3 separate regions of the Mus musculus genome follow, and regions 2 and 3 are each linked to region 1. The links are chromatin loops, found by intact Hi-C in ENCODE. Cell type or tissue: gastrocnemius. All regions are shown on one strand. Each heading gives the region's core, and the rest is flanking DNA. Links, peaks and the distances in the headings are about the cores only.

What was found. Hi-C counts contacts between places; a loop is a spot of excess contacts. Peaks named below come from ENCODE experiments on the same cell type or tissue, not always from the same donor. Only the 100,000 strongest peaks of a DNase experiment are listed, where the experiment ranks them.
Region 2: a loop joins it to region 1, with 6 times the contacts of the local background. A loop is called at or near these places in 13 of 42 quality-filtered maps.
Region 3: it touches region 1 in a loop (3-fold over the local background); 3 of 42 quality-filtered maps call a loop at or near these places.

Annotation. Positions count from the first base shown.
Region 1 is chr7:117,377,120-117,388,005 of GRCm38, reverse strand. It overlaps Xylt1 (xylosyltransferase 1), which reads right to left and starts at 7,027. Exons shown (of 12, transcript NM_175645.3): 1 at 6,486-7,027. The coding sequence starts at 6,827. In gastrocnemius, for the core only: a CTCF peak has its summit at 4,293 (motif pointing left); DNase peaks (open chromatin) are centred at 4,270, 6,331, 6,653 and 7,112; H3K4me3 peaks cover 3,772 bases; H3K27ac peaks cover 2,685 bases.
Region 2 is chr7:117,877,084-117,887,969 of GRCm38, reverse strand. No RefSeq gene overlaps it. Among named protein-coding and RNA genes, the nearest start is that of Gm34822, 31 kb to the right of the region's middle. In gastrocnemius, for the core only: a CTCF peak has its summit at 4,960 (motif pointing right); DNase peaks (open chromatin) are centred at 4,961 and 8,848; H3K4me3 peaks cover 243 bases.
Region 3 is chr7:117,569,765-117,577,764 of GRCm38, reverse strand. All of the region lies in intron 3 of Xylt1 (xylosyltransferase 1), which reads right to left. Among named protein-coding and RNA genes, the nearest start is that of Gm34762, 190 kb to the left of the region's middle. In gastrocnemius, for the core only: no CTCF peak of the experiment used is centred there; DNase peaks (open chromatin) are centred at 4,411 and 4,719; H3K4me3 peaks cover 179 bases.

The DNA.
Region 1 (10,886 bases), core at 1-8,000:
GACATCAGAGAATGTAGAGTAGACCATTCGGAGAGTGGGATGCCTGGGTTCAGCCCTCAGCTCTGCAGCTTACAACTGTGCAGTTTGCATCATTCTTCGGGGATCTGGTTCTTTTCCAGTCTGCACACTTTTAGTAACCTGTTAAAATGGAGCAATGGCTTTCAAGAAGCCTATGGCTGCATGAGGGGGCTTTGCAAAACTGTACAGATGAGGAGCTCAGAGCTCTGGGCAGCACTGGGCAAGGAGCAGCCTGGGATTGCTTCCCAGTTTCTTCATCTATCTGAGCACAGCAGCAGTCTCCTCCCACGGAGCTGGGAGGGTCCAGTGATACAGGGAGATGGTGTCTGTGGAACTCGTTTTTATGTCTGACCTACACTACAACTAGTCATGATAAGACCAACAATTCCTAGTTGGGTACCCTCAGTTCCAATTTTGCATGAACTGTGTAACAGAACATCTTGCTTCCTGGAGTGGACCTGCGTGTAGATAGATGAAGAGAGTGATGCAGAGACACAGACAGACAGATAGATAGGCAGGCAGGCAATCCCACATGCACACACACACACACACACACACTCACACACACCACGCACACGCACATGTACACGGACACACAGACACGTGCACACATACACACTCATATACTCATATACACACATATACATCCTGGATGGGAATTCGGTTGAATACGTTTCATGGATGCAAAACACCAAAATAATGTCAGGCACGCAGTGAACTCAATGAATATGACTCTTCTCTCTGCCTCCTTCTGTCCTATTCCAAGGCTGCCCCCGCCCCACACCAAAAAGACCCTCAGGGGTTCTACTGCAGAATTTCACTCAAAAGCTATTGTAATCGAGTAACTTTGAAACAGCAAATGTTTATTCCAAACACCCTAGGCTTTCCTACTGAGAGAGCAGCTGACGCAGGGGCATCAGTCTGTGGCCAGAGAAAACCACTTCTCACAAATCAGTCGGTAGCCTTCTCCCTCTGCACACCACAGAGGTGGCTCCAAGTTGCAGAGAAGCAGAGAGAGACCTGCCCAGGCGATGGAGACAAGACAGTGCAAAGCTGGGATCTGACCCTCGGTATATCAGAGGATATCCTATAGACTTTTACATTTGTGTTGGGTCTATCACATATCCAGGCATGGTGGGACACATCTGTAATCCCAGCACTGAGGAGGAGGTGAGAGACAGAGTTTTGGAGCTCACTAGTGTGCCAGCCTGGTGGGTCAATGAGCTTCAGGTACAGTGAGAGACCTCACGTCTCTTCTGTCTCTTTAAATCATTTTTTGTCACAGGTGGTATTGGTTATGTAATCATTTCACTTTCCCCAAAGTCTTTGCCCTTTGTTTTGGTAGACGATCATTAGAAATGAAGAGATGGGCTGGAGAGATGGCTCAGCAGTTAAACACACTGGCAGCTCTCCCTGAAGGACTAAGTTCAATTCCCAGCACCCACGTGGCAGTTCAAAATCCACTCTAACTATAGATTCATGTGGTCTGATATCCTCTTCTGTTGTGCAGACACAATACTCATGCATCTTGAAAAGGACAAAAAAGAAGGAAGAGATGTGAGGCTGGAGGATTATTCGGGTTGTAAAGTGCTTACAGTACAAACAAGAGGACCTGAGCTGGATCTCTAGCAGCCCAGTGAAAAGCCAGGGACGGTGGAACACATCTATAATCCCAGCACTGAGGAGGTGGGAATAGACAGATCCTAGAGCCCATCGGTGAGCCAGCCTGCTGGAATCAGTGAGCTTCAGGCTCACTGAGCCTCCCTGTTTCAAAATTTAAGCTTGACAGCGATAGAGGAGGCTTCCCAACATTGATCTTTGGCCTCTACACATGCACACATATGTATACATATATCCAGATGCACACATCCACATGCCTACATTCACATGAACACACACACACAGAGGCAGGGTCAGGGGGAGAATAAAATGGGAAGAGAGATTGTAAAGAAGAATGGATAGGCTGGAGAAACCCCACCCTGCACAGTTATATTGGGGAGGGGCATCCTAGACTCTCTTCACATAGATTTATAGCCCCTCTCATTGCCTGCAGTTCAGAGTAGTCAGGTAGAATCTTATTATAGAGGTAGGCTAAAGAATAGTTTGCATTCTAAGTCACACACACACACACTCACACACACACACACTAACATCAACTTTCTGTGCTAACTCAAATCATTATTTTTTTTTCTGTTAAGAACATGGATCAAAGTTAAACAATTCCCAGAAAATATTAATTTTAAGCCTCAGATGGCCTCCTGTTTAAAGATTAGCAAGCATTTTGCCACCCAACCTTTTAAAGTACTTTCTTTAGTGAATTGATAGCCTTGAGAGAATAGGAAAGTGACTACATACATGCATATATACCTGTGAAATGTCCTACTTCTTAAGTGCTCTGAAACACAAATTTCCCAAGCACGGCCATAGCACGACAAGTGGAAAATTCTAAACCTGCTTCACATGACAGGTCACAGTTAAAATGCAGGCACAAATCAGTACAAAATTACATTTAGGCCATGTATATAAGATTGATCAAGCCAGGTGTGGTTGCACATAGTTGTAATCGCAGGAGGGTCATGATTTTTACATTAGTCTGAGCTAGACAAGTCATCAAGACAAGAAAAAGAAGGACCAGGAGGAGGAGAAACAGGAGGAGCAAAAGAAAGAAATAAGAGTGAGAGAAAGGAGAGTGAGAAAGAAAGAAAGAAAACAATAATTTTGGTTAATTATTTTGTGTGGTTTAATCTTGGGTCCCGCCCTATCTTTTTATTTACATGCTAATATTCCAAAGTATCTTTCACAATCCAAATTTTGAAACACTCCTTCAAAGTATTTCAGATAATGGATATCCAGCCTGTATTTATTATCTTATTATTAAATTAAGTGGCTGCTACTTATCTATTTTATTTAGCATTCCCAGTGTGTGGTAAAGCAGACGATGACATATCTGCAGTGAGATAAATATTGCTCAAAGATACACACTTCTATATACAAAGCCTGCTTTTTTTTTTGTCTGCTTCGATCAGACAAAATAATTCACTGGAAGTGTGGAGGAAACAAATCAGCCGTCAAACGCTCTCTGTTCTCTCTGCAAACATTTGGATTGAAAGAAAAGCTTTGCCTCCAACGCCACTGGAACCCTCTTCCAAAGTCACTGTTAATGTCTGAAAGAGTCCGGAGTTATCTGAGTAATGTGAAGAATGAGGGATCTCTGCTGAAAAAAAAAATCAGCATTTCAAAGGGGTCAGATCATACAAAAACGGCATTCTACTGTACGCGTACAGTAGGCAAGGACATTAAAACATTAGATTTCTTAAAGGAAACTTACTAAGTACCTTGAGTGACGCTGGGACTATGGGGACGTTAGCAAGAGAAACAAAGATACAGGTGTGACACCTACAGCTTTCATTTCTTCCCGAGTCTAAAAAGGCACTTCTGCTGGCTAGTCTTTCTGACAGGCCCCTCACTCCCCACTACTCCCCTTCATCTATGGCTCAGTGCTCTCCCGTTTTATATTCCGAGACCACAGTAAAGTTCATTTCTTACTGAGGCCCAGAGAAAATGCCCCACTACAGAACTCTGCTGTAATCTGCATCAAGCTAATACTTAAATGCTCAGAGATGCTGAGAGGGAAAGGGGGCACTAGCAAACCTTTACAGAGATGCCCATTTCACCACTATCCCTGCACACACCCTCTGATCCTGCTTGCATATCAACATGATCTCTTATGTGTCTCCACTGCCCGGCCACAGGTACAATTTCTGTACCTAGACACTGCTCTCCAAAAATAAAAGGCTCGCAGTTCAGAAGTTGGGAGAGGGGAAAGCAGCCAGGAGAAGCAGATAGGTCTGGATTTGGAAACACTCTAGCCGTAACAGCTGCTTGACACCCATTGCCACGCACCCACTGAAGCCATGACTGTTCACCCAACTCTACTCCAGCCTGCCACAAAGCACAGCACAGAAACGAACATCACTGTCCTAGCATACAATTCCACAGTATTTGCAGAAGCCATCTGGAAAAATATCAGGGAATGTGTGTGTGTGTGTGTGTGTGTGTGTGTTTGTGTGTGTGTGTGAGAGAGAGAGAGAGAGAAAGAGAGAGAGTGTGTTAGTTCTGAATGCCACCCTGAATCCCTTTGCAGCATCATGCATACAGTCAGCCCAGGCAGGGTCCAAAAATGAATGGCAAGTTGTTAGCAGTCTGTGGCTCTCTCAGCCTGTATCCCAAGCTCCAGCTCTGATGGACTTTGGGAACAGCCTGCCCCCTTCTGGTCTCCTTGAGCTCCATGAAAGGGCAGGGCTTGGGGTGGGCACACCTTGAGGAGGACAAACAGACCCCTAGCTCTAGCCATCCTGTGCACACTGCAGCTCCTGGGGCAGGATGTGAGACAGGAGGAAGAGAGGAGAGTGCCGTGCATATGACAAAAAGTCCAGGACCAGCAGGACCGGACAGTTGAGAGCTACCAGGAATGGGAAAGTGAAAGAAAAAAAAAAGCACAAAATGTATTCATATACATATACATTGGAAGCTAAAAAAAATGGAGACATTGGAGGACACTGTCGGGAGGATACACCTAAACCCACAGATAAAAGCAAAATTGCAGACAAGCTCCGCTGCTAGGACTGGGGATCTAAAAACATGGTTTAAAGGGGAAGTGGCACCCCACCCCCGCCCTTCCGATTCCAAACCTGATGTGACTGGGCTAGGACATGAGAGATTACTCCTAGGTGAACACACATGGAGGGGTTGTGCATCACTGCTCAGACCATCGGTGGGGAAAGAAAGAAACCAACTGCTTTTTTCTTTATAATTCTCTCACTGATCTCAACAGGTGGTCTATGTACCCTGAAAGTACCTCCTGAATCCCCTTTGCAAAAGGTACAGTGAGTCCCTCCCATGGTCCCCTCCCCACCCTGCCTGTTTCCACACTGGGCCAGCACTAAGTGCGCCTAGTCCCTCCCACCTCCCAGTAGGTCTCCAATTTTAGGAAGAACATGTAATAGCGTTTTTGTTTTTGTTTTTGTTTTTGTTTTTTGTTTTTTGTTTTTCCAGTTGGAACACATGATCAACTCCAGGAGTTCAAAGGCAGTGAGTGCCTGGGTCCCCTTGGACTTGGGGACATTGAGAATGCTCAGGTTCTCATGCACAAGCATCACTACAGGTGAGGGTAAGACTTCTCCTTGGTAGCTACAGAGCAGCCAAATGCTCTGTCAGATCAAGTCCTGAGACTGCTTTAGCTCACAGACATAAAGAGCTGTGCTCGGGCAACAAGGGTCAAAACAATCCTGAAGAACTTAAGCACATCAGAAAGCACTTCTGACACAGCTGTGTAGCTGTGTCTAGGCAGTCTTCAGCAAGGGCTGCCGGAGTGACAAGCAATAACAAGGACTGTTCCCTTCCTACAGATCCTAGAAACACTCCCCCGGTAGCTACCGTCCTTCAGATGCTGGGCAGTTCTCTGCAGGGAACTGGGATGATGGACAGAGAATCACATGGCATATCACACCAGCCCAAAGACAGACAGACACTCATTCCTACGCAGAGCAGAGACCCTGTACAGTAGTTACGGACTCAGATCTCCTGCCCTCCTAGCTCAGAGAAAGGTGAAACAGATACCCCAAAGAAGTTGGGGATAGAAGAGGAAGACAAGCCGGTGCCCCACCTAGCCAACCAGATGGTACTAATAGAACTGGAAGACAGTTTCAGAGACCTGACTATTCACATCCAAGAAGAGCAAAGCACACTGGGAGGTGTGGTGATAGCGTGGCCAGACAGACAGACAGTAAGTGCAACTGACCACCCATGTCAAGTCAGAGACAGCCAGCTGGAACTAAGGGGCAATACCTGGAGGTGAAGTCAGGGAGGGCAAGAAATGGCAAGGTTAGGGACTGAGGAAGGTGGGGACTGGGGAAGGTGGAGAGAGAAGTAGATTCCCAGAGGGGAAAACAGGACCCAAAGTCAGATCAGGCTTGCAAGACCCAGTGTTGATTTGGGCACCAGGGACATGGTGGAGGACTTAACACACTCATTCTCAGCCCACAGCAAACAGCTCAGACCAAAGAGGCTGCGTGGAGAACTACCCTTGAGCAGCGGCTGAGGATCCGGTCACGATCCGATGCACGTACTCGAGTGGAGAGTGAGGCATCAACGCCCCCACCCAGAGAGCAAGTAGGACGCCCAGAAAGAGTGATAGGAAACAGGACCCCCTAGAAAGCGAGTCTCTTCTGGAGCTCACTTTCCAGACCCCAAGGGGGCGGTCCTCAGACTCCGCACAGAGCAGCGCGGCTCAGTGCACGACCCTGCAGCTGCCCAGGGCAGCCAGGGCAGTCAGAGGCAGCCAGGGCGCAGAGTCCCTTCGGATATCGGGACTTGTGTGGCCAAGACCAATGTGAGGCATGGGTAGGGTCGCCCATCTGTCTCTCTGTCCGCGGGGCTCGAGATCCCCTTCCCAAAGGGCACCTTACCCTCGCCCGGGAGGCTAGTGCCCCGCGGCTGGCAGGCTGCTGTGCGCGGGCTCCTCCGGGGCCGCCTCCCCGTGCTCCTCCTCCGCCGGCTCGGCCTCCAGGTCCTCCGCGGGCTGCGGGCAGATGGGCAGCCAGGTCCCTGCGCTCCCGGCGCGGGGCCGCGGGCTGCTGCTGCTCGGCTGCTCCCGCCGCTGCCCCCGCGCGCCGCTGCTCTCCAGCCCCGGAGTCCAGGCTGCTGAAATTCCACACCACCAGCGTCTGCAGCAGCAGCACCATGAGCGCCGCCAGCAGCGCCGAGTGCGAGCGCCGCGCCAGCCTCCGGGCGCACGGCGCCGCCACCATCTTCCGCGGCGGCCCGGGGCGAGCGGGGTGCCGGGACACCCCGGTGCGCGCTCTATCCCGGGGGCTCCGCGCTCGGGCCCCGCCGACGTCGCCCGGGCTCGCCGCTGCTCCTCCTCCTGCTCCTCTCCTCCACCACCTCCTCCTCCCTTTCCTCCTCTGCCGCCGCCGCCGCCTCCTCCACCGCCGCGGCGCGGAGTTTTCAGACGGGCAGGGACCCGGACGTCACCAGGAGGAGGGGAAGGCGGGAGGCGGGCGCGGGGAGGCCGCGGAGGGGGCGCGGCGCGCGCGCGCGGGGACACGGCTCGGAAGGGAGCTGGCCCCTCGAGATTCCCTTTTCCCTGGGTCAGGGTCCCCAACCCAACCCCCAGGGTTCTAGGGCGGGCGTTAGGGGTACCAGGGCTGGGGAAGGGGCCACTAGGGACGCGGGCCCTGAGCAGAGGGCGGGGCCTGGAGGAGGAGCCGAGGGCAGCGTGGGGAGGAGAAGGTGAGGGAGGGGGTGGAGGCGAAGGAAGCAGACAGACACCCCCCAGAACAGGCGTGGGAACAAGGTACGGGTGCGAAAAGGCCGGTGCAAGGGGTAGAGAGACGGAAAGTGGAGGATAGAAGAGTCAACAGGGCAGCTCAGCTTGCAGAGGTCAGGAAAAGGGAAAGAAGGGTCCTGAGAGTCTGTGTTCCATGTGGCAGAAAACTGGAGGCGGAGTTGCAGGAGGCGCGGAGTTTTCCGTCCCGGCATCTTTGGCTGCACAGAGAGAAAACCTTGGCAGGTGGAGATGGGAGAAAACGTAGGAGTGTCACAGGTCCTGGCTCTTGTGCAGCCTGGGATTCCTGGATCACTGACTGAAACGATGGGGAGGAGGTTCTCAATGACTCGCCGAGGTTAATCAGCACAAGCACTGCGACTTCTGAGTCACCCCCCCCCCCTTCCAGGGCCAACCAAAGATTCAGGGCTCATTGACTCACTTCTCTGGTCCCCAAAGACTCACAATCCAACATCCTCCAAATCCAGTTGGCAAGTGAATGCTTTGGTGGCTAAAGAAGTTTTCCAACCCTCCCTGGCCACAAGCTGAAGTCTCCCTCCCAGCCACAGAGCCTCCCTCCCTTAACGCCCTTCTTACCATCCGCCCTCCTGATGTCTGACTTGCTGTGTGCACTAGATTCAGAGCTGGGTCAGCCCAGCCTTGCTTTATAAGGAGAAGCATTTTCCTGGACTGACTGGTGACCTTGAGCCACCAAGACTGTCCCCCTTGACCTTGTTCTGAGCTCTGTCAGTGAGAGTTTGGAAGGAATAATCTCTCTGAACTCAAACTTCATCCAGCTCTCTCTGACTCAGTCTTATAGACTTCCCCTTTTGATACATAGCATCTATTAATGTCTGCATGTGAATGGGACTGATGTCTACCTATGTCAGTGAGCTGGGGACTTACAGCGAATTCTTGGTCTTTTGTCTCCTGCCCTTTTAAACATCACCCTGGTTTGTAAAGGGAAGCGAGTGGATATGTACAGAATCTATCAGAGAGCAAGGCCAACAGTGGCGAGAAGTGGACCCTTCCATCCACTGCACCAGCATATTAGAGCACTGATGTGTGCCAGATGTGGGATCAGGTACAAGCATCCCAAGGTGACAAAGGGTGCCTCTGATCTACAGTCAGCTAGAAGGCCAGAGAGTCAGGTGTAGGTAGGTATGGAATCTCAGAAGAAAACATGACCATCGTCCCTAGAGAGATTTGCAAAGGAGCCGTGGGTTCATGAGAGTGCTACTGGGATAGCTGTGTCCTCAGCCAACCTGCTACCCTGACAGTCTACAATCTGCTCCAGGGCCCCCTCTAGCTCTGCAGCCAGGGACAGAGGCATTCCCACTTCATCAACAGTGAGACTGTAGAGGAGAGGCAGCTCCCTGGTTCACCAGTCTCCTCTTATCTGCATATCAGTTGGGAATATTTATAGTTTGTGTAATAAAACACCTGGTTTAACAATCTAAAAATAAGCCTTACTGGATTGTAGAACTAGTTATTGCAGAGCACTAACTCCAGGCATGGCTTGATCCAGCAACCTAGAACAACCACTACAGAATTTTCTCTTCCTTTCTCCTCTCTTTCTCCCACAGTGTCTGTTCACACTGGAACATCACAAGAGTCCTAGATTCTGTGACTTAGACTAGCTGTAACTTATTCATCTGCAGTCCAGGATTCTTTTAGAAGATGCAGAGAGCGTTTTCTTACAGAGTAATTTTTAGGTCCTAAGTTACCCCTAAACCAGTCACAAAGCTCAGGAAGTCAGATCAAGGAAATGAATCTAACCAGGGTTCCTAGATACACCTCTGGCCTTGGGGTAAATCTGTTATCTCTGTAGCCATTCAAATGTTCCATAGAGCCATGTGGGAGTAGAAGAATGGCTTCCCTCGGCTGTCCCTGAAGTCTCCATTGAGCTTCCCCGACCATGGTCAAGTCATCTTCCCCCACCCCGCCCCGCCCCAAGAACTTCAGGGTTCTTAGTGCTAAATGAGTAGCAAGAGGTCATGTAAACATAGCCTCCAAGTCCTGCCCTGGCTGTGTGGAATATTCCAGCCCCCAGCCCACCTTTGTCTCAAGAGCGCTTCTGCACTTTGTCTGTAAAGTAACAATGACCTGTGCTTCCTCCACATGACACAGCTAACAGCAGTCCTCCAGGGGCCAGGCTGTGATTCAGCTCCCTCAGGGCCCTAGTGCTTCAGTACTGAGGTTAAAGATCCTGGGCCCAAATCCCTGGAGAAGCAGAGTTGTTTATCTTGACTCATACATAAAAAGCCACTCAAGAAAGAGGTCCAGTCGCCCTGGGCAGGTTAGAGATGCCATAAACAGCTCATTTGATGGGTTTTGGAGGAAAATTTACCTGAGGTGGCATCTGGGATTCTCTTCTTCTGGCTCCAAGATGAGTAGCCCTTCAAACATTTTAGAGAGGTAAAGATGGAACAGATAGCTGGGAGCTGGGGTAAATTAGAGTATCTAAAATGCCCCATCTCAGTATGGCTGGGACATCCAGAGTGTGGGTACCCTAAATTTGCTGAACTACCAAACAGAAATAGCCCTTTTGCATTAAGAGGGACAGGAGTTTTCATTTGCAGTTGTGCATAGAGAGGCAGGTGGCCTTGATGGATAAGAAAGAGGCCAGGGCCCTGCTTGAGACTCGGCAGTGCCTCTAACCACTGTATTCTGAGTCCTCAGGATTTTCGAAGCTCAGTTTTTCACTCCACAAAGATGCATGGAACCCTATTACACATAGGCGTCCTGCTGGGCAAGTGGAATCTGGAGATGATGAAGATTCCCCAAGGAACCTTTCTTTTTAAATGTGGTTCCCCAGCTCCCGTGCTATGGGCCCCAGGAGACAGAGCTCTAGGGAAGTTTCGCCTGATTTGTGGGACTCTCAACCACCACCCCGAATGCCAAATCTTGTTTCTCCATCCCTTCAAGGATGGGAAGGCTGAATCTGTCACTGGGCATTGTGAGTTATTGGGTGTGACCAGTCCTGAGCTAGCAATTGCAAAGGAAATGGTTGGGATAGTCTTCACCCTCAAAGAACTGTCCAACAGGACAGAGGGACAAGACATTTATTTCACTGACAGCAATTCCAGGATCAGTGCACGGAGCGAATGAGATAGATAAGAACTAGCTTGCCCAGGCTTAACGAGCGCATGTGCACATGCATGTGTGTGTTTGTGTGCATGAAAGCCAAAAGGGAACCTCAGGGGTGGGTTTTTTGGTTTGTTTGCTGTTTATTTCTATTTGATTTTCAGCCTGGAAGTTAAAAAAAAAAAAGCTATGCTGCCCAGAATCAACTGCCCCCCACCCCCACCCCAGGGCTTGCTATCTTCTGTGGTTTCTGTGGAGTCAGCTTCTTTACCAGCTGGTCTATCTCCCCTCTGCTGCATTTTAACTGAGTTTTTAAAATATCTATTGTTAAGTTCTATGCCTCAACGTCCTCATCCATAAAATGGGGCTTAAAATAATGGGAGTTTATTGACACTTTTTTTAAATGTAAGGATTAAATAAGCTAACTCATACAAATAACTTTTTGCATCCCTAC
Region 2 (10,886 bases), core at 1,320-9,319, 500 kb before region 1:
GGATTTGAACTGAGGTCTTCGAGGCTTGCTATCTGCCCAGCCCGGGCACTTCTAAATAGTCACAGAAAATGGACTAGGGATGATATGACTGGTTTTGGTGGTACTGTGGATGGGAGTGGGAAGACTTTTCTTCTCCCTTTGACACAGGCCAGAGCAAGGGTATTGACTTTAGAGTCAGGGAGAATGGGGTATGAAGCTTGGTCCGGCCAAGCCGTTTGGTTCTGCATAAATGATTAAGCGTTCAGAATCTCAGCTTCCTCCTCGGTAATGTGAGAAAAATGACAACCACCTCAGAGGACGCTCCACTGTGACAGTAATGTAAATGAGTGGCTGGGACTTTGCTCTGCAGCGTTCCGATGACACAAGGAATGCCAAAATAATTTACTTGTTTTAAATCAAATTAAATCTGGCTCTAGGCTCCCATTAACTAGGATGCTGAGAAATTCAATCACAGACATGTTTAGGGGCGTCCCTGCCAATCCCCAGAGATACACACAGTCTAGGGAACATATGCTGTGGTTTAGAACTGAAGAGGGGGTGGATGGCAGTCCCAGGGGCTAGAGTCACAGTTGCTCTTTCTGCCCCCTGCTGTGTCTGCTAGTCTTCTGCTATGTTTCCAAGCTTCGTCCTGTCAACAGAAGTGGGGCAGTGCAGGTTCTAGCTGGAGGTTGGCCGCTGACATCTCCACTTGCTATGCCCAGGAATACCACCTTACCAACACTCCATGGCATCCCAGGGAGTTGTGACAGTGAACTCTGTTCAGAAAGAACAGCAATTCTACCTTAGAGAGTGTCTTAGGAAAGAGGAGCTCGATCTAACCCCCTCTTTCCCCAACTTCTTCTCTAGCAGACTCTCTCTCCCCATGGTGATCTGGAGTTTCCATATCTCTATCTTTCTAGTTTACCCTCTGGTGGAGACTCTGGTCAGTGTTTCCTTTCCTATATCTTCTCTCACACCAGTGGATTTTCTAGCTGCATAGGAAATGCCAAGAATAGAGCTAAGATTTAGCAGCCTGCTTTGCAGTGGGAACAACCATGCCCTTGGATTCTAGCCAAAGGGATCCAGGTAGAGAGCATAGGTGGCTGGTTCTTTAGTACACGATCCATGCCTACTCTTCATCCCTTTCTTTTTTCTACCTAGCTGTCCAGAATGCTGATGCTGGCCATCTTGAACAAAGAGCATGATGGGCATATCTTGAAAGGTATCAAAAATGAGCTGAGTGGAGACAGAATTCTTAATCACAAGAAAGGACATTTTCGCCCATGTCACGGGGGGGGGGGGGGGTTGACCATGAAGGAAACAAGCTGAAGGTAAATGAAGGGAAAGATCCTGAATTCTTGATAACATCTTGCCTCAGAGTCTGCTACCTCACACCTCTTGAGACACAAGATGAGACATTCCTCCCCTGTATTAATCTGCCTTATTGGGCATTTTATTACATAAAAGCGGTCACGGGTGGGAGGTGAATGACCACAAGTCACACAGCATCCAGGCTGGGCTTCTTGTTTTTAAAACATGGAGTGGGAATCTCTCCTGATCTTTTCAGCCTCCTTGAACATCAAGAACAAGCATACAGCTATCTCTGTAAATTACCCCTCCATATGTAAAGAGCCCAGCATGGAATCTGACACATTTAAGCAGTCAGTAAAAGGTAGCTATTTTTCTTTTTCTTATTAGCATAATGCCTCAATAAATGTTAGTTTCCAATCCTATCTCCTGAGTATCTTCCCCTTTGCCGCTGAGTTCCTAAGGACCCTCACATTTATCTCCCTTCTCCCTATTAAACCTGGCTCTCGAAAAGGCTGTCAACTCGATTTCAATGAGGTGTCAGTGATAGATAAGGCTTAATGTATGACCTCATTCCCCAAACACTATCAGCTTGCCAGGGAGATTTACATTTAATAGGGGATTAAAGCCTTAAGCCAAAGGAATGAATCTTTAATGGTGAAATTTGAGGCACTGAAAAGCTTATGAAAAACTAGTATGGGAGGCAGTTGGGGTTCTAGGGGTTTCTCCATAGTGATCTTGGTTTTTTTCTGAGAGCTTTAAGACACCCAAAGGTTCTCTCAGGTTTAAAAATGTGTTGTGCAGTAATTCACGATTAGCAATTAACGAACAGCAGATTCTTGGTGGGGCTCTGAGGAGCTGAACAGGAACTACAGACAAAAGGGGGATGGCCTTAGCTTCATGTGGGGCTGCCTGCCCATTGAAGAACCAAGGCTAAGCAAATGGATGGAGCTCACAGGAGTCTGGTACCCGGTAGAGCAAAATTGTTTTGATTCAGCCATACTTGGCTAATTCTTTTATTGACAGTTTTGGTTTTGAGGTGGGAGAGAGCTGTATCAGCTTATTTACCCCCTTCCTTCCCAACATTCCTAACTCCAGCCCCATTTCTGCTCCTGAGTCTTTCACCTCACCTTCGTCCTCAACTCAATCCTTGTCTTCACCTTTCTAAATGCCTCTTTGGCCACGTTTCCCAAATTCTGGAAGATGGACATGGTGTGCATTTGTATCTTTGGGCATCCAAGTCTTGATGACTCCAGGGGGTTGTGGTCTGAGCTTCTGCTTTTTCCAGCTCATCACCTCCTCTTGGATGCCCACTGAGAGCATCAAACATCTGAGCCACCTCTCTGCCAATCAGTGGCTTAGATATGCTCCCATCTGCTGCTACCTTGCTCTTCCCCTGGAGACTGAGTCACAGGTGCTCTTTCAGAGTGTGGCCATGAAGAGAGAAGAGGTGGACCCAGGAAGCAGACAGCTTCACAAGGCCCAGTCCTGACCCCTTCACAGAAGTGACCTCAGTTTCACTGTGTTTACGCAGAACCTGCTACTGTCACTGCAGCTTCTGAGGAGCTGCCCAGTCCCTGGGAGAGCATGGGAGAGCATGGGAGAGCATGGGAGAGCGTGGGAGAGCATGGGAGAGCGTGGAAGAGCATGGGAGAGCATGGGAGAGCATGGGAGAGCATGGGAGAGCATGGGAGAGCATGGGAGAGCATGGGAGAGCGTGGAAGAGCATGGGAGAGCATGGGAGAGCATGGGAGAGCATGGGAGAGCATGGGAGAGCATGGGAGAGCATGGGAGAGGAAGCCCCCTCTGCCTTTCAAACTATTTTAACTTATCCTATGGTTCAGGGTGACTTTTGAAGTGTATTGTAGTAGTTTAAGGCTCACCACACTCTACCTTCCTGGTTTTGTGGTTAGTAAACTCTTTAAATTATGCCAAGCTGGGTGTCTTTCTTTATCTCCGAGATGGCTACTGACAGAAGAATAACATTGACAATTCAATTCGGATTTCCAGCACAACAGTGGCCCTGTGCAGTCTCTATCACAACCCACAGAGCACCCCGGGACTTGGTCTTATGCAATGATCTTCTTGTATCCAAGATGATAGACCTCAACACTTCCGGTGGTTGCCAGAAACCATATATAGAACCAGATGCTATCCATGCAATGCCTTTTTCCCCTGTGTGAACATACTTATAATAACCTCTGACTCGAGAACTGGATCCATCTAAGACCAACAGCAATCATGTACTACAGACCTTAGAGACATTGGCACGCAACCTATTTTCCCTTTGTTCTTATAAAATATATATTATTTTTTCACTTAAAAGAAATATTTTATGGCTTCTCCTTGGGACGCCTGAGAGGACAACACCTATACTTTGACACAATTAGAAGTAAATAAGGATGATTTGGGCAACTTGAGCAAAAGTGCTGTCATACCGTGACAGTTGGTTTCATAATTCAAATGGCCACTCTGTGAGTGGGCAGGTAGCATACAGCGTGGATATCCTGGACCGATGGGAGAGCCACAGCCAGGAGAGATGGAGCTTGGCAGTTTGAGATTTTACCATGAGAATGTTTTACAGCTTAAAACGTTGTTGTTTTAGAAATTTCCACTTAAAATGTTCAAAACAAAACTGACCACAGGGAAACTAAATCCCAGAAAGAAAAGTCACTAAGGAGCAGGGCAGGGTGGGAGGAAGGGGCAGGAAGAAGGGGCTGCAGAACAGATTTTTGCCCTCAGCATCCACCAGTCGCCACCTTTCTAAGATGCTCTAGCTGATGGACAAAAGTTCCTCTGCATGGGCCATGTTTTACTTCTATTGACTTTAGTGGTTTTGTGTGTGTCCTAACATGTCATCCACTTCTCTGTCCTCTTACTTACCCAGCCATTACCACATAAGTACTGTGGTGATACAAAGCCGAATACAATAGTGGATTTTTTTTTTTTGTCACAGTCTTATGAGAGAACAGGCATGGTGTCAGTTTAATTTGGATCATAGCAATGGATACCCCACGGGGTCATTGTGAAGATGAAATGGGTAACACACCCAGACTTCTTGGCACAGTACACCACACCATAACAATAGTCAATCAATTGTTATTTTAATTATATTGCAGTAGATAACTTATAACATATCTTGGACAGGGATCAAACAGGACAATAGCATAGCTTTGTGGCTTCATTTCATACCAGGGGAAGAACTCTCTCGAGTGAGTAGACATTACAGGGGTCTGTAAGTTGGAGCTGCATAAGCATGCAGTGTTTAATTCTTAATGGTCTGGCTGTTGCTCTTGCCCTCAGATAACACTTCTTCCTTCTTCCCCCACCCCCCTGCTGCTATGAAGTTCTATTTTGACCTGCTTCTACTCTCATTAAAAAGTTAACACAAAGGAGTAGCCTACTGATTTTTTTCTATGTTCTTTTTTTTTTTAAATCAAATGAGAAAAGTACAAAACTCAGAATGTCTGTCAGGTGAAGTAAACCACACGGAATACCACTTTCAGCGTTTTGGAGAGCATTTCTTAGGGTATTCCATCATGAATCTCCCTGAAGCTGTGTCTTGCATTTTAGCTTTAAGTAACCGGGTTTATACACCCAATCAGTCCCTCCACAGAAGCACGGAGAAAGCAGATGCGTGGATGCGCGCTGGTTCGGTTGTGTGACCACCAGGTGGTGCTGTTTCTGAATTTATCAACTTCCTGTTCTTGGTGCTTCCCTGAAGAAATAAAGGGGTCCGAACTGCAATCCCCGCCCTATCCCCAGTTCAGGACCTGGGCCTCTCCCGTTCCTCTTGTCTAGGGCTGAAGGTGGATTGGCTTTGTCTTTAATTATAACCTCGGAAGGCGACAGAATCATGCCTGTTTTCTATTGTGGAAGACTGCCTCTGCTCTTAGAGAGTCAGGAGGGGTCTGACTGGTTGCTCCCCATATCCCTACCCTAGAGCTAGATGTGGAGATCTTTGCAGAAGGGGAGAGAGTCCCCCAACCTAAAGTTGTGTGCATATAAGACACAGAATACCTGGTACATCTCAGTGAAGAATAATGTACTTTGAGAGAAAATTAGGAGGGGAAAAATGTATGTTTTAAGAGAGATAAGATGGAAGAAATGCAAAATTTAACTTTAGCTTCAGTAATTGCTGACCGACTTTGTCTTAGCTGGCTGACCCCTCTGGGATTCACTGACCTATGTATTGGGAGTCAGCTTCTGGCTAGTTGGCATGCAAGATTATTTCCTGTTTTCGTTTCCTTGGGTGTGTGGAGGGGACCAGCTGTATGGTCAAACCGTGCCTAGCAATGAGTTCTGATGCACACTGTAGAGGCCTTGGAGATCATGAGTCCAGCACGCTCTGAGCAGGATATAGTCTGGGCCTCTTACCGAGCCACCTGCTTGCCTGCCAGGGCTATTGCAGGCTGTACCCATCCAGCCCATGCATCATTATTAGAGTCCCTTCATTGTGCTAATTGACACAGGATGAAAAATATCCAGCGAAGGAAACATCCAATGTGATTGCATGCATCCAGAGCAGGCTGGCAAATGGGAGAAACCCCTGTAAGCGCCAAGCGAGATTGACAGTGGGCCCAGGGATGTCTTGTAGGGTGAATGTTTCCTGATCCCAAGAGCCTGTTCAGACTGGAGATTGAGCAGAGAGGACAGTGAGGGAGAGAGGCTTGGTGGGGTCCTGTCTGAAGGGGCGGATCCCTGAAGAAACAGGAGAGAGCAAGTGGAGATGGAGAGGAGAGAAAAGGGGACTGATTTGTCACCTCCAAGCAACAGTGAAGATTGTCCCAGCCCACACCTTGCAGTCAGCTGAGTATCTTCTCAATCTGGTGTGATGGTTAGAGGAGACCATGGAAACCTGGGTCCACAGCTGTTCTTGGCTACTGAGGAACAGATTGTTCCCCAGGGGGGCATGCGGCAATGTAGGAAGACGCTTTTGGTTGTCATGGACCGTTTACTGGTGATACTGGTGGCATTGTTCCTCGATGGGGCATCAGGCAGTGGGCACAATAACTGACACTCTGAGTTATTTAGTTAAACCATGTTATTAAGTTGAAGTAGTACATTGTTGGCAACATGGCTCTGATTTGTTTTTTTCCTTTCCCACTAACTTGGCTATTGCAATGTCACTTTGAAGAACCTGTTATCAAGGTGAGGGCTCGATTCTGCATTTGCTACTTTTGCTGTGCTGTTAGCAAAGTGCCTGGAAGAAGTAACTTCACGGAGGGAAGACGTGCTTTGGCTCCTTTTCTTTCTGCAGGCTCAGTCCACCATGGTGGGGAAAGGATGGAGAACTCTCAGGTCATGTGACAGCAGTGGGGGCATGTGGTGGAGACTATTCACATCATGGTGGGCCAGGAAGTGGAAAGCAAGACAGGAATCAGAAACCCTCCCTCAGTGACCTTCCACGAGCTAGGCCCATCTGCCTAAAAATTCCAAGCCTCTCCAAATAGTGCCACCTTTTGGCGGGGACAAGTGTCCAAAACACCATCTAGTGGGAGAACTTCCAGATTTAAACCGTAACAGCTTCCAACCACTTAGCAGAGAATTAGGACTAAGTTTTTGTTGTTGTTGTTGTTGTTTTGTTTTTTACTTGCTTTGTACAAGAGAATATTCTAGAAATGGAATTTCTGAGCCTAGACTTTAGGCATTTCTCACAGTTCTATTTCCTTTCGAGTCCCATTTTGTGGTATGGACAGGCTCTGGAACCATCTGCTGAAGAAGGAGATACTGTATGGACAGTGGCCAGAGGCTCTAACCCTATGGCTACTCCAATCCTTGGAAATACAAGTAAGAGCCCAGATCCACAGCCATAGACAGTGGACTCACCTTGAGATACAAAGCGCCCAGTTCACCCACAGACTGCTGGTCAACAGTTGGTTCTCAATATTTTAGTCTATTAAGTTTAAGAGCGTTTGTTATGATGCAATAGCTACTAGCTATGTCATACAGACTGGAAAAGAAGACCCAGTGATAACTTCTGCAGGGAGTGGGAATTTCTCAAAATTTACTTCTTCTTCTTCTTCTTTTTTTTTTTTAATAAGTGGCATTTTATTACATCAAAGAACTTCAAATAGCTCAAGATGTCACTGCATCCTTGGATGCCCAGGTAACCGAGCTGGGCAAGATTCATTTGGAGAGAAGTCTGCTTAAGGTCAATTTTATCCATTTGTATCATGACAAGCCACAGAAAGGAAATCCATCTTAAACAATAGCCATGGGTCATTTATCAGGAGGAGGCTGGGAGGCAGAGGAAAGAATTGATTCTCAGAGGTGTCCAGATTAGGGCCCTTCCAGGGACTTGCACAGCAAGGATTTGTGGTTCTCCTTCCAGAATGCTGCTCAAGGCAACGTTAATTCCTACCCACTTGGCTAGAGGTTCTAATACCAGGATGGGGAAATCTGATTGGCTTCCTTGTGCCATCTCTGGTGACAGAGGTATCATTTGATTGGCAGCCCCACTAACTCTACATGGAGTGAGAAATTGTAGGGAGAAGAAACAAAGAGCACCTCTGCTTTCCTGGAGACTGGAAGAAGGAAAGGATGCATCCTGGGGGTGGGGTGGGGGGTGGGGTTGATGCACCGTGTGGACATCATGTATCTTATTGTAGTTAGGTTGCAATATACAAAACCTTAGACAGGAATCAAAAGCCAAACAACAGATCTGTTGGCTGCTGTCTAATCTTCCATCCCCTCCCTCTCTTCTCCTCCCCCTCCTTGTCGGAATGGCATAGGCACAAACTGTTGCGGGAGGGAAGGTGAGATAAGATTTCACTCTTCAAGAACTCTGTAAGGATATTATTATAGCTTGGATCTCAGATGTTCTCCTAAGACCTCTGCATGAAAGACTTGAACCCTGGAGTGGTGCTGTAGGGTGGGAGCCAGAGAGAGCCCCCCAAAGCCTCCCAGTCTCAGTGATGAACAAATCATCTATTTTCCATCTGCAAATTAGGAAGGCTGAACAAAACCAGTGATTTCACTCTTCTCTCTTTTTGTCCCTCCTTAATCTTCTTGAATCCTTCAATTAAAATCTTAGACTGAGGCTCAGCATGCACAAGAGATAAATGCGGGGCCTTTTTTTGTAGAAGTGTTTGCATGTGTTCGAGGGGAAGGGGAGGGACAGAAGCCCAGAGCATATATTGATCCCCTTTGTCCACTTGGTGAAGACAGATCATTCTGGCTTCTCACTCTACACACAGACGTCGTTGTTATGAAGCTTCTTTCAGGAGTGAAGGCCACGACATAATTGAGGTGGCAATCGTATAGAGATGGCAGGTGCTGGATCAAGCTCTTGGGCTCATGCCTGGCAGACAACTTAGCATTTGTCCCAAAGATGAGAGCATTCCTTGGGGAGGAAACAGTGGAGAGGTTTAGAGCCTGATACACAGAGGAGCCACCTCAGGCTCGAGTCCCCTGAGTTTTGCCATGTGGCAGCTGGAGAATTTCTTTAAGTTTCTATGCCTTGACTTCTCTATCTGTAAAATGGATGAATAACAGCACCCACTTCTCAGAGGCACCAAGAGCATCCGCGTTTAATCACGAATCTGAGATGTTCGAGAATGTGAGCTGCCTGGCGGAGTGCCCAGGATGCTCAGAGTGTTAAAGAAGTGTTAACTTGAGTCTTATTAATATTCTCATTGTCACTAGGAAGCTGAGAGCTGGGATCAGAACTGTGAAGCCCTTGCTCTTTTCTCTCACCAGAGATGAATAAGAAGAAGGCACTTCCCCTACTCTGGTGTGTTGCCCCCTGCTTTCTCTTCTGAAAGGCTAGGGATGGCGGTTCCCTTTCTCTTCATCCTAGAGGGCAATTTGCTTTCTCTTGTCGTCTCCCTGCAAGAACACCAGGAGAGAAATTAAAGCAATAAGGGCTAAACTGTGTACGACTGGAGCACGGAGTGTGTGATAATGATATATAAAGCCAAAAGCACTAAGTGGGCAGAGCTAGTGTTGCCGAAGTGAGTAAAACCAGGATAAATCCATCCCTGGGGAGCGATAACACATAACTCAAATAGTGGGAGCAGCAGGGGGCTGCAGGGCCTTGAAGGAAGAGCAGTTTGCACTCCTGCAGAGCACAGCCTCTGCCCAGCATGGGTAATTCCTGAATGCCTGGGTCTTCACCATTACCAGCCTCTAGGGTGGCTGAAGGTCATAGTGGGGATTCTTCTGGAACTTAGCAACCATGTAGAGGTGGTACTAGGGGTATGACTAGATGACCTAGGGTCTAATTCTGCCTCCACCACATTTGAAGCTATATGTCCTTAATTAAGTTAGCTCACCTCCCTAGGCCACCAAATGCTCATGTGAAAATTGAAGGTGTATACAGACGTACCTACTGTTCAATGAGGAGATGTTATAAGGAGATTGAAGGACTATGGTGTTTCACAGTAGGACTACTGCAGTTGATTAAGTAATGCATATTACAAAATGACTAAAGGAGGGCATTTTAAATGGCCTTAACACGAAGAAATCAAGGATTTTGAGGGGGTAGAGGCCAGAGGACCACACATTCAAGGCCAAGTTTGGCTACAGAATAATTTCAAGGCCATTGTGATGGTCAATCTAACAGTGAAATGAATGAGTTCTAGAATCACCTTGAAGATGGGCAAGCTTGTTGGAGATTATCTTGATTAAGCTAATTGAAGTGAGATTTGTCCACTGTGGGTGTTACCATTCCCTGGGCTGTGATCCTGAATTCTATAAAAAGGGCAAAGTAAGCTGAATACAAGCATTGACTACTCTCCACTTCTTGACTCAGAATGCAATGTGATGAGCTGCCCAAGCTCCTGCTGCTGCAACGTAACTTCCTTATAGTGATTGATTCTGTTCTTGAACTCAGAGCCAAAGTAAAGCACTCTTTCTCAACTTGCTTTTGTCAGGGTATTTTTACCATAGCAATAGAAAAGTAAAGAAGCTGGGCAATGGTGGTGCATGCCTTTGATCCCAGCACTTGGGAGGCAGAGGCAGGCGAATTTTTGAGTTCAAGGCCAGCCTGGTCTACAGAGTGAGTTCCAGGACAGCCAGGGCTACACAGAGAAACTCTGCCTTGGGAAAAGAAAGAAAGAGAGAGGGGAGGAGGGAGAGGGAGAGGGAGAGGGAGAGAGGGAGGGAGAGGGGGGAGAGGGAGAGGGAGAGGGGGAGGGGGAGAGAGAGAGAGAGAGAGAGAGAGAGAGAGAGAGAGAGAGAGAGAGAAAGGAAGGAAGAAAGAAAGAAAGAAAGAAAGAAAGAAAGAAAGAAAGAAAGAAAGAAAGAAAGAAAGAAAGGAAGGAAGGAAGAGAATAAGTTGACAACTTTGGCCACTTAGTGAGATCCTGTCTCAAACTGGAAAGTAAAAAGCAGGGACTGGGGAGCTATTACAGCAACAGAACATACACTTAGCATGCAGGAGGCTGTACTGTAGGTTCAATCTCCAGTACAAAAGGAAAAAAGATCTCATAGATGTTTAAGGTGATGAGTATGCTAATTACCCTGATTTAGTCATATCGTAAAATATGTATGAATCAAAGTAGCACACTGTACTATATATCCATGTGTTAATTAAAATATGTATAGAGAGGGGCCAAGAGAGATGGCTCTGTGGCTAAGAGCACTTACTGTCTTCC
Region 3 (8,000 bases), core at 1-8,000, 190 kb before region 1:
TGCTTCTAGGGAAGTTTCCAGAACTTTCTGAGGAAGCCAGAGTGAAGCTAAGAGCTGAGGCAGGAGGAAGTGGGAGTGAGGTAAAGAAGGTATCACAGGGTGAGGTTGGGAGGGGGATGTGTCAGTGGGTGGAGCACTTGCCTTGCAAGCGTGAAGACCTGGGTTCAGATTTCCTGAACCCAAGGAAGAAGTTGGATGAAATGTTACCTGTTGATCATGGTGATGAACCTGCGTGATGCGAAGCAGGGCAAGGTAGAATCCTGGAAGCTAGAGGGTCAGTTAGTCTAGCCTAGTTGGTAAAATTCTAGGCCAGTGAGCGTCAAAGATCTCAAATAAAGGGTACCTGAAAAATGCTACGACACCCAAAGCTGTCCTCTGACCTCCACATGCATGTTTATGTGCACATACACATGTACATACAGGTGCACACACACCCTCATGATCACGCACAAACACACAGAAGCCGCCATTGCACAACAGTGATGAAGACATCACTGAAGAAAGGGAAGATGGTTTTAGTTTAAAGAAAGTGAGCGAGAGGAGAGGTTCATGGTGTGTGTGTGTGTGTGTGTGTGTGTGTGTGCATGCACACACGATACTTCTGCTTAGATGCACACATGATACTTCTGCTTAGATTTTGGCAATTTCCTGTAATTTGGCAATTTCCTATACTGTAGAAAATTTTGTAGTATAATAATCAAAACATCCCGAGCATATAGTTAATGGCTTCTTGGTTCTTCCTTGATTGGCTTCAAAGCCAGGAGCCTCTGTGCCTGGGCTGTACTAGGAAAGAGTGTGAATTGCAAGCTATGGCTCTCAGACACATTCATCTATCTGCAGGTCTCACCTGCCGAAAGATCCCCATTTGCCTTCTGAGGTCACACCCAAGCTTCTGCTGGGCGCACGCCTCTCAGAGATGTGGGCCGGATTATTCAATCACACTGTGCTCATCTTGCTCCCAGTCCAGGTCACATCTGTCCCCTCAGCTCATCCTATGTCCTCTGTCTGTGAAGGTCACACTCCTTCCTGGGACTGACTAGAGTGCACCACCTTGGGTATCCCGAGGGGTGAAAGCAGGCGAAGGTTACTGCAAAGGTCATCTTAGGAAGCTTCAAGAACAAAGCAGCAGAAATTCATTCATTTGTTTGGAAAATAGCCACATATGCCGTAAGTTAGCTAGGCCTTGCTCTGGTTTGACTATGGCAGGTCCCCCGTAGGCTCACGTGTTTCAACACTTGCTCTTAAGCTGATGACACAATTTGAGAATAATACAAAGGATGGGTCCTTTGTATTATTCAGCTGGAGTCATTGGTCAGGGGCAGAGCTTAAAGATTATGTCCACTTCTGTTTTCTGCCCAAGGCTTCTGCTTGCTGGTCCATAGAGATATGTATGACCACTACCTCAAGGTCCCATTGCTATGTATGGAGCTGCCCTAGATGTTGTGCCTTGCCACCATAATGAATGGCATCCTGTAACTGTGAACCAACGCCAACCCTTTCTACCTTAAATTACTTCTGTCATTATTTGGTACCAGCAACAAGAAAAGCAATAATACAAATGTGGGTGTGTGGTAGGGTCAGGTGGAGGGACAGTGCCATTCATTTAAGGGACAATTATCAAGAACCATTACCAGGTAACAGACTGGAAAGTCAGGCAGTGGACCAGCCTCTGCACAGCCTCTCCCAGAGAGGCTCTTACTGAATGAGGAAAGGCTCAGTGAAGCTGTGCCTCACTTTGCACATTCAGAGCCACTTCTGGCAGCCAGCACTTGCCTGCGGTGTTTGCAGTCACTGGTTTGAGAGTTCCTGTCCCATCATACTAGCCTTCCCAGCACAGGGAAGAATGACTTTCCACCTATGGCTTGGGACCCTTTTCTAAAGAAGGAAAGACCTACTAAGGAGCTAGAGAGGAGACAGGTCACAGATCACCCGGAGAGAAGGAAGCCTTGATCTTCAGACAGGACGGGGTTAAGCTAAGACAACCAGCGCCCCTGCAGCTTCCAAAGGCTATCAGCAGTGACAACAGCTTCAATTAAATTAAACCTAGTCAGCTCCACGAGGAAACAAGTGTAATGCTAATTTCATGGGTGTATCAATGTGTAAACCTAACAGATGATGCTTAAATGAGGAAGGCAGAGAGATGACATTTGGTTAAACAATGCATCAGTGGGCAGGATTTGTTGAAACTGCCATTTACAAAAAATAGGAACAGGAGTGAAAATTGGGCAAGCTGTCACCAGGGCCAGCCACCTAGGTGTGGCGTGTGTATCTGTTTGTCTTTGTCAGTATGTGTGTTCTGTGTATTTGTTATTTGTGCATTGTGTATATATATGTTTGGGTATTTGTGTGTGTGTAGGGGTGTGCACATATGTGCAAGGACCCACATTGAGTGTCTTTCACGACCACTCTCTGCCTTACTTTTAAACTCAAGGGCTCTCACTGAACATGGAGATCACAGATTCATTCAGCAAGGCTGGCCAATGAGCTTCAGGAATCCTCTTCTGTCCTCCTTCCTAGTGTTGCAGTGTGTGCTACTATGTCAGGCTTTTTGTTTGGATGCTGAGGAGCCAAACTCAGGTTCTCATACTTGAGTGGCAAGAGCTAAGCCATCTCCCCACACTCCTGGACATTTTTGATAACCTGTTGTTACATGTGTGTTATGGTCATACGAGTTGTCAACTGTGGTTTTGGTTAGCTGGTTAGCTGCATTCTCCTTTATTTAGTCCCAATTCAAACACAAGACACAGGTGCCATCACTATATCCAGGTTGCTTCTATGGCTATTCCATCTTATGCTCTTGGGTCTCTCTGATGGTGACAGAGGTGACAGAGGACATCAGATGACTTTGATGAACACAGATCCAGTCAACTGGCAGGATAAAAGGTAGTTATCATTTCTACACATGTTTGAGAGATTGAGTCACAGGACTGCATCCAGATGCTAGATTCCATAAGGAGAGAACAGAGTTTCTCGAAGCTACCATAGCGTGGATGCTCTAAACCAGCATGTCTTACATAGGGGCAGTTGAGTCCTTCCCATCCCACGGACATTTATGAAGTCTGGAGAAACTTGTAGGTATGAGAACTGAGGGAGTCAGACTTGCACACAGACCTAGAGGAACTGTCGGACTGTTGACTGCCGAGGCGTCATGGCTGCAACAGCAAGGGCTCAGCTGGTCAGCAAGTCAGGTGCTGAGGCTGAGATCCCATCGCAGAACCGTGCATCTCTTAATAAGTCATGGTGGGAAACGAGCAAAACTACAGGTTCCCGTGTTCCAGTCCTGACTGTTTTCAGAGCCCTCTCTAGTGACCAAGATGGCTGCTCTTCCTGTTGGTGAGTATCAGGAATACCAGGGGGTGGGCAGGAATGGCAGGCATTAGGAAAGCCAACAGCAAATGATGGTTAGGATGTGGATGAGAGAAGCTCTTCTACACTGTTGGTGGAAGTCAGAATAGAACCTCATCAAAACCCCTATGAATAGACCTACTAGATGATTCTGCTGTGCCTCTCCTGTGTGTTTATTGGCAGGACCTGCAACTCAACATATTGAAGAGATACTCATACATTAGTGTTTGTGACCACCCCATTTGCTATTGTAAAGTTCTAGAGCCAACCTGGAGCACCCAAAACAGAGTAGTGGATCAGGACACACAGTGAGGGTGGTGTCTGCAGAAAAGTGGATGCAACTGGAGAGAAGCCAGCCAAGCAAATTAAGTCATTCTTAGGATAGCAGGTACCTCATGTGTTCTGTCCAAATGTGTGTCTGTCTGTATAACACTATCCTAGTCCCGTACCTGCCTAGGTACAAAGGGGAATAGTGGGAGGGAAAGAGAGACAGAGAGGACTGGAGGAGGGCATTAGGGGGACTATGCTCAACATACAATATGTATTTGTATGAAAACTGAAAAAAAAAGAATACATTAAGGAAAAGAGAACACCAGTGCGAGTGGAATGAGGAGGTGATGGAAGTCTGCAGACAACTCTTCAACTGCTTCAGGGTCAGCATGAGGCAGCTGTGGCAGTTTACAAAAAAGGGCTGACATTTGTTAAGTGCCTCTCTCTGTCTCTCTCTAGCAAGCCTTGAATTGCAGGGAACATATTCTAAGACTAACCTGTCAGCCAGTGACAACTAAATTACTAACCTTGCCTCCCCCTCTGCCCCATATCCCTGTCAGGTACGCAGCCACGTTCTCAGAGAAAAGCTTCCTGGAGAAGTGTTCTCAGCCCCGGGAAGGTGACCTTTCTGCCAGAATAAACCACATGATCACACGTGCTTCGTGAAGACCCAAAACCTTGGGCTCAGTTGCAAATGTGCATGCTGGGAAGGAACACCATCTGACCAGAGCAGCCAAGCAGAGTTGTTGGGGTTCCTGCCGATTCTGCTCCTGCCTTTTCCTTGGCACATTTTATAACCTACTTCCCAGCATGCCTTGCAGTTGTGTCTGGCCAAGAGACTGTGCTTTTGCCAATAAAACAGAAGTGCCGGAGCTGGCATATCTTCTAGACTTGAATGCAGACACCTCCTGTGCACATGTCATGGTGTTTCCTCCCCGGCAGGATATAGAGAGAACACAGAAACAGGTGCCTCAAAAATGAGGGGTGCAGATGTGCTCTGCTTCATAGGACTTTCAGGACAGCTGGTGGGCTGGGTATGGCTCCCTTTCCTTAGGAACCCTTGGATTAAGAGAAGCTTAGTCTTACAAGTAGAGTGCCAAATTTCCAGAAGGAGCCCTGGATTAGACATACTGTCTGCCCTGCATGGTCTCATGTCATGGCCAGCGATTCTGATAAAACACACACACACACACACACACACACACACACACACACACACACACACATACAGAGAGAGAGAGAGAGAGAGAGAGAGAGAACAAATATGCATGTACAAACATATACATAGCACATACAACTAGCCCTCTCCATAGCCAACCAGCCAGCCATGGAAATACAGTGTCCACACTGAATATTAGGTTTTTCTTGTTATCCTTCCCTAAGCAATACAGCCTAATGATTACTTACATAGCATTAACATTATACTAGGTATCAAAAACAATCGAGAGATGTTTCTAAGTATACAGGAGGCTATGCATAGGTATAATGCAGATGTGACATCATTTTATATAAAGATCTTAAGCATCTTTGGTATCCACAGAGGCGTTGGCACAAATCCCTCGAGGATAACTGTGCATACAAATGTTCATGAACACACATACATATGTGCATATATGTCATATTAATATTAGCTTGAATGAGGACATATATACTTACATACATGTATACACACATGTCTATGTCTCTGAAATTCTCACTATCTTGTTAAGTGCCAATGACTTCTTGCCTTTTATCCATCATACGTCAGTAATTCCCGCCCCCCCCCCCCCCGCTTGTTCCTCTTTTGCAGGACCAGTTCCATCAATTGCAGGGTCCAACACATAAAAATGTGAGGGTCTTGCTAAAATTGTATTGGGAGTTGCAAGCATGCAGAAGTGGAGCCCTAGACTCGGCACAGGTCCCTCCTTGAGGGTGTCCTGTTGCTGCCTGGGGCACAAAGTATGCAAAGCTGGGCTGTTTGTCTGCAAGAACGAGTCAGCCAATCCAGAAAGTTTGCTGACAAACTTTGTGACAAGTCCAGAAACTTGCAACCTGTGTGCTGCCTGAAGGCTTCCAGGAATGGTTTTTTTTTTTTTACACATCACAAGAAGAGGCAGGAGAAAATAAGAAAGCCAATTTTCTTTTAGTATATTACTTGTCAGACAGCGAAATGGGATATAATTACGGTGTGACATTTCCAGCAGCAAATATGTTCCAGTGTAAGCAATTAACACCGGTTCTTTTGGCAGGCTTAAAAAGATTACTCAGAGACTGCGCTAAGTTACAGTGCCCTGTGAATAATGAACAATGTGATATCTTGGCTAAGTTGCTCACTATGACCAAAGTTCAAACTCTCCTGATGAAAATGGATTAGGCGCTCTTAACCCTCTGCTGACTTCACCTAGCTTAGGCTGATTTAGAGTATGAGTTCTTGGGGGGTTTATCTAAATTACTTATTTACTTTGCTCCTAGGAATAGCTGCAAAAGAAAACAAAGCTTTCTGCATGCATTCATTTCAGCTGTTGGAGATCTACATGAGGCCTTGGGTTCAGCGGCAAGCTCTTGGAGACAGGCAGATTGGGAACGCGGCTTGCACAGAGACCAATCTTAGGTTAGGATGGGATGTTTTAATGATGTGATCCAAGACTTAGAATCCTGTATGGTAAATTGAGTGCTGGTAGTGGCTTGCCTGGTCTTGCATAAACACAGGGATGCAAACTCCTGGTTGTATATGAGTAGTGTCTGATGCTTAGTAATTGGAACCAAAGAAAACCCCAGCAACAGGTCTGAGTGACTCACACCACAAGGGAAAGTTCTAGGTCATGGTTACTTGCAGAGGCTGGGGCCAAGTTTCCTTTCCTTGGTCCCATGGCACGAAAGGGTAGATGTTTCTCCACTGGTGATGAACTGGTCAGTGCCTGTGTGATGTCTGCCAGTACTTCTGGAATCTGCCCACTAGAAGCCGGCAGTACCCTCCCCTCAGTTGTGACAATCTGAAAAAGGCCTCCAGATGCAGGTCTCTTTTCAGGGACAACAGTTTAGATATGTCTGGTTCTATTTCCATATAGCCTGAAGCAGAAGACTTCCTTCTTAAAGCCTTAGTATTTTAGCCTTTAGAATGGAAAGAAGCCATGCCTACCATGTAGATCTCTGGGAAGAAGTTGAATGGTGCCTTTGGAGAGGTGAACTCTGACGTCTGGCAGAAGCCAAGCATTCTGCATGACTTCAGTGCCATTTATCCCTTACTGAATACAAGCAGTAGCTCAGAGTGGAGCTGTGACAGGCACCAGGCAGGCAAAGATAGATAATCCTGTCCCCGTTCCTGCAACGGTAGCTTGAAAAACTAATCAGGAGGCAGGTAACAGGACCAAAAGCCTCTGTACGTCATGACACTGCACCCTAGATGGGCCTAGATGAAGGAAAATAGGGGCTTAGAGGGAAAAGACTTTCTTATAACTGTACACAGTGATGACACTTAAATGAAGTAGGGGCTTACCAGGCATGACCATGTGAGAAGAAACAATCCAGGTAGAGAGAACCACATTCTAGAAGGGTTGTGGGTGTCAGTCAGGCCTATCCAGGGTTCAGGGATGTTTGGATAGAGTTCTCTGGCAGAGGTGGGGAGATGCAAGACAAAAGAGGTAGACAAAGGCAGGTGGCACAGGATGCTGAAATGCCGAATAGCTCTCATCTTTCCTGCCAACCCTACTAACTCAGAAAAGCTCTGTCCAGATCCTGCTCAGCTGGAAAGAGTGCAGGGATTGATTCGCAATGTCTTCCTGGGCCTGGGAAGGGCTATGAGGCCCACGTAACATTGTACTAGCTGGGTTTATAGCCGAAGAATTGTCAGCAGGGAAGTAACGTGAGCAGAAGCATTTAAAGAGCTCGCTCTGGATCCAGTGCTTTCATTCCGAAAAAATTGGAGATGGAGACAGGAGTAGTTTGAGAGTGACCACAGCATTGTGAACAAGAGACGGGAGCGTTCTACAGAACATATGGAGCAGAAGAGATGGGGAGAAAAGACATTTCCGAGCTGGGCTTGAGAGTGACCTTGTGGATCTGAGGCAGAAGGAATTAGACAAAAGCCGTTTATCGTCTGATTTGGGTAACTTGGAGGATGGGTATGCTATTCACCAAGGAGAAAAGTTCAAGATAATGTAAAAATAATGTTAATGTTTTATTTCTATTTTCTTGTGTGTGTGTGTGTGTGTGTGTGTGTGTACATGTGAAAACTAGTGCTCATGGAGGGCAAGGGCATTTATTTCCTGAAGTTACAGACTAGTGCTCATGGAGGGCAAGGGCATTTATTTCCTGAAGTTACAGTTGGGTGTGAGACATTCAGCGGGCTCTTAACCACTGAGCCATCTCTCCAGCCTACATGGTAGGTTTTTGTGGGACCTCAAGGG